2 separate regions of the Homo sapiens genome follow, and region 2 is linked to region 1. Evidence: read pairs that join two places in POLR2A ChIA-PET (ENCODE). Cell type or tissue: Panc1. All regions are shown on one strand.

Region 1 (2,500 bases):
TGTGGGGACCACTGGCACTTATATTGAGGGGCACACGGTGTCTTCAGATTGCCCGGCTGGTGTAAGCTGGTTAGGAGTCCTTAGCTGGGGTTGTTGTGCTGTTGGTGGGGAGAGGCAGCCTGGGGCCTCCAGAGAGCCGCTGGCCGGCCACTCTGTAATTGTGCATGAGTCACTCTGCCTCCCTGCTCGCAGTCCTCATGTCCCCACCTTCCTGGGATCCTGAGAAGTGGGCTTTGTGATGGTTGGGAGCAAGTAAGGGGATTTCTTGGCTCTCCGCCTGTCTGCCCTGTGTGCCCGGCATACCTGAGCTCCACAACCTCCCTGCGCCTCAGATCCTGGGAGAAGAGCAGAAAGCTCGGGTGTGACTTTTTTTTTTTTTTTTTTTTTTTTGAGACTGAGTCTTGCTTTGTCACCCAGGCTGGAGTTCAGTGGCACGATCTCGGCTCACTGCAGCCTCTGCCTCCCGGGTTCAAGAGATTCTCTTGCCTCAGCCTCCTGAGTAGCTGGGAATATAGGTGCCCACACCACCATGCCCAGCTGATTTTTGTATTTTTAGTAGAGACGGGGTTTTGCCATATTGGCCAGGCTGGTCTCGAACTCCTGACCTCAGGTGATCCGCCCGCCTTGGCCTCCCGAAGTGCTGGGATTATAGACGTGAGTCACTGCGCCGGGCCTCAGGTGTGATTTCTTGTTTGGTGTTTGGCGATGGGGCTGTGAAGCTGTGAGTTTGACGTCAGTTTATCTCCTGCAAAAGAATGGCCTTCTGATTCCTCCCACCTGGCCTGGGTTGACATCTGCATTTCTGCTTGTGCTTCATCTGCAGGACTGACCCCTTTAGGCAGAAGGAGTGGGTCTGCATTGGGGGTTGGAATCCTCATGGGCCTCAGAAGTCTTGGCGCCTTCTGCCTTGTGGATGGCCTCCCTCCTAGCCAGCTCCCCAGAGGGGTCTGGGCAGCTCTGCTCCACCCGAAGGCTCTGGATGCTCCTATTTCTGGTATTCTTGGCACCTTTGATTCCCAAGACCATTAGGGACCTTGGCGCCCATCTCATCTGATGCCTGTCATACGGATGACTTATGCCCCATCTACGCTATCCCCATAGAGCACCTTCCCATGTGGGCTTGCATGCCTCCACGGACAGGCTGCTCCCTGCCTCCCCAGCAGCTCCCTCTGTCTAGAAAGTTCCACATCGTATGGAGCCCAGAAGGATACCTCTCCCCTAGTTCTCTTCTCAGGACCTTGCAGAATGTGGTGAATTGGTCCTCAGGAAGTCTCTTCCATTCTCTGCCTCAGAGATTGTATCCTCGGAGACTTCTCTCTGGGCTGAGTCTAAGGCTGGAGAAGGCAGAATGGGCTTCCTGGGGAGGTGGCCTTCTTATATCCCCTGGGCCTTATTATCTCTGCCTCTGGTAAGAGTCTGGGCAGCTTGGAGACCTGAGACCTGACCTGAAAATAGCTTAGCCCAGGTTGTAAGACGTGGCAGTAGGCTGGGGAGGCCACAACAGTGGCTCACTGGGGCCCTAGGGGAAGAAAGTGGTCTGGCTTCTGCTTTTCAAGCAGGGTCAGACATTCCAGGAGGCTGAGAAGGCCGTCTGTCTTCCTAGCCTCTTGCAGCATGCTCGCCTGCCACTGCAGCCAGAGCCCCCTCACTGGAGGTAGCCAGGGGCTGTGAATAGTGCTTCCTCCCCTGTGGACCAGCACCCAGCTCCTTACTGAGCTCCTCTCTGCCTGGCCCTGCCCCCTGCCACTTAGGCGCATCTTGCCTAAGTGTCTACAGGCCCCTGAGACCTGGGCTCTGTGCAAGGAGCGCTGGATTTAGAGACAGAACTTCTGGCCTCCTCCTGCCAGCATCGCTGGGGGCTGTCGCACGAGTCCAAGGGGAAGGCCAGCACGTTGCATGCTGTCCAGTATCACTGCATCGGGGAGTGTAATGTTTCATTACCATGTGCAATGATGGTAATGGCAGCACAGAAAGGCCCTGGAGACCATCCAGGCCAACCTTCTCATTTAGATGCTGAGTCAAACCCCAGAGGGGACGAGGTCACACGACAAGTCCCTGGCAGAGCTGGAGCTAAAATCCAGGTGTTCCCACCATCTAGCCAGTGCCCAGCCCTGCCTGTTACTCCACAGAAACCCTTTGCTGGAGTAAGGCACAGGAGAGGTGCCTCCATGGCTGTGGCAGTGGCACTGGCCTGGCCTGGGACTCACCTTCCTCATTTTGCAAAGCGGCTGGGCCTTTCGGCTCTGGCTGTGCCCACCAGAAACACTCGTCCTGGGGGCAGGCACTCGGTGCCTATGGTCTTGGTAAGACAGCTGGCTCCTCCAGCCTGGGGGCCGCTGCCCTATAGCAGGACACTTTCTCTCACTTCCTGGCTTATATGGGGCTGCCTTGCATTCCGCCTTGGGTGGCAACAGGGTCCTCAGGAGCCCACCTGAGACCCCACGCCCAGCTTTTTGGCTCATCAGGCTCATTTGGTGGCCTAGACCATGGCTTGAATTTA
Region 2 (2,500 bases), 450 kb before region 1:
AAGATTGGCAAAGAGACATAGGCACTGTCTGGTGAAAGGCAGGTCCTGAGGTTTTGCCATGAAAGCCGAAGGAGCTGGGAACTCTCACGTGTGGAATAGCAATGGTGTGCACGTAAACTTGGAGTCACGGGTGGTCTTCCTAACACACCTGGAAGCATGTTAGTTACATTATCCCCATTTCTCAGATGGGAAACTGAGGCTCTGTAATGTCGAGCATCCTGCTCATCTTCAGTGAATGGCAGACTTGAAGCAAGTCCGTGTGACTCCCCTCCAGTTCTCTTTTGATAGCACTGCACTGTTGCTGCTGGCATTTGAGAACCACTGCAGGCTCTCTGCTGGCGCGCAGAGCCAGGGAGCTCAGTCAAGCGGCCTTGACTCCTGCAGACTGAGAAAAGGACAGGCCTCGCTCCTCACCTGTTTGCCTTTATTCTCAGCATTGCTGCGAAAGACGGGAATGCGGAACATTAAAACATGTACTGTAAATAAACCAAATTAAAGTAAAATTGACTCATTTAGCAACCAGCCTCCGATCTTGCATTAGAAGCAATTGAAGAGATTTCACAGATTTTAGTAACCAGATAAGATTATTATATAAACAGACTTCTGCATTGAATGATGAGCCATATCTTGAGGAGAATATTTGAAATCAATAGCAATACAGGCTGAGAATTAAGTAATGTGGTTAAGCACTTTTGAATGATGCCATTTTTAAGAGCTGATTAGAAATAAATATGCCAATTGCAGCAGAGCTGATAGCTGGAATCAAGTGATGATTAATCAATTTGGGCCTGAGAGCCAGGGAGGCCATCTTGGGGAGAATGTTGCCAGCCCTGCACTCCAGCTTGCTGGAAAGGGGTTGAGAATGCTCTGGGGCCTGATGCAGCAGGCTCGGGGCTGTACAGAGGCCAATGGTGGCCCCGAGAAGGTCTGAGAAAGATGTTAGAGTCCTCGTGCAGAAGCCTAGCTCTGCCCACCTGGTGCTGGCCACCACGGTGTTTGGGAAGGTGCCTGAGAGCCGGCACAGGATTAGCTGTAAGCTGCTTAAGCTGCTCACGCAGGGTGAGCCTGCAGCAGAGAGGAAGTTATGGTTGGGGACACTGGTGACCCTGGGATTGCGTTTCGAATGCCCAATTACCACTCGACTGGAAAATGATTGGTCTTTTGGCGGCCCTGTAATCATCTCTCACCTGGACAATTGCACCAGCTTCCTGATGGGTCCCCACATGAACCGTGAGCCTGGCGGATGCATTCCACACATAGTCACCATGGTGATCTTTCTAAAGCATTGCTCAGATCTTGTCACTCACCTTGTAGAAACCCAGTGCTGCCTCCCCTGCACCTTAGGTCAATTCCAGATACCTTAGCTTAGGGTTCAAGGCCCCCTCATGGCCCAGTCATCTCTAGTTGCCTCATTTTTTCCTTTCTCCCATTCCTGCCCTATGATCGCGTCAAACAGAAGGTTTTATCAGTGCCCAGGAATCCCCTGTTCTTTGAGTGTTGTCTCTGCTCCTGCTGGGCCCTGCCTACTTCCCTGTCTACAGAAGCCCCAGCCCCTCTCCCACCTAATTCAAAGGCCACCTCCTTGGGAAAGCCCACTTTGACTGTTCCTTTCCCCAACCCAAACATAAGCACAACTAGCTGGTCTCTCTTTGTTACAATCCTTTTCCTGTTTCATATCACTATCATTCATTATGTCTTTTTATTCTATAAGTACTGATTGGCACTTTTGCAGTGCTACTCACTCTGGCCTAACCCTAGAGATACAGGGAGAGAACACAGACATGGCCCCTCCCCTCCTGGAGCTCAGTATTTCACTCAGGCATTTAATGCTTTGTGCAACTGTCTCAACTCTGGGGGGCAAGACATTCTTATTTAATTCTCCTGGCACAAGTGAATGAATGAATGAATGAATGAATGAATGTGAGATAACACAAATGAATAAGAGGCAAAGGTGGATCAGTGGATGGAGGCTGCAATAAAGCAAATTTTTGCTTGGTGGAAGAAGCTGGGGTTTTGCCCAGCACTGCATAAACTGCCTTCCATGGGGTCGAGCTCTCAGGAACTTGAGGCATCCATGCGGAGGAAAACCATCTGTCAAAGAGAGGCCCGAAAAGACAGAATTGGCTGGGGATTGAAGTTGCAGGGCTGGGGGCTCTAGCCTCAGCCCTATCACTGACTCACTATGTGAATTCAGGTAGACCTTAGCAAGAGCATATCCTCTCTTTGAGCCTCAGCTTCCCTGTCTGTAAAATGAAGACATTGGACTATAAGTGGTAGAAGAAAATGGGATACTTCTTCTTGAATGTTGGTGACCTTCAAACAACCTCTTCAACAGCGCACCATAAATAAGGTTCTATATGTCATGTTAGACACAGAGAAAAATTTTAACAGGTATGAGATGATGGAAGAAAAGTTAAGTGCAAGATTTTATAACAGGAGTCTGATAAATGCCAGAGACACTTGTGTGAACTAGTGTAGCCTGGGGAGGTTTCTTGGAGGA

The links. ChIA-PET counts read pairs that join two places held together with the same protein. Peaks named below come from ENCODE experiments on the same cell type or tissue, not always from the same donor. Only the 100,000 strongest peaks of a DNase experiment are listed, where the experiment ranks them.
Region 2: POLR2A ChIA-PET joins it to region 1 with 21 read pairs; 2 of 35 experiments call an interaction of 5 or more read pairs at or near these places.

What each region holds. Positions count from the first base shown.
Region 1 is chr10:79,079,935-79,082,434 of GRCh38, forward strand. All of the region lies in intron 1 of ZMIZ1 (zinc finger MIZ-type containing 1), which reads left to right. Among named protein-coding and RNA genes, the nearest start is that of ZMIZ1, 12 kb to the left of the region's middle. RefSeq lists an enhancer at 150-659. In Panc1, no CTCF peak of the experiment used is centred here; no DNase peak of the experiment used is centred here; H3K4me3 peaks cover 254 bases; H3K27ac peaks cover 2,228 bases.
Region 2 is chr10:78,625,532-78,628,031 of GRCh38, forward strand. No RefSeq gene overlaps it. Among named protein-coding and RNA genes, the nearest start is that of LINC00595, 360 kb to the left of the region's middle. In Panc1, no CTCF peak of the experiment used is centred here; no DNase peak of the experiment used is centred here.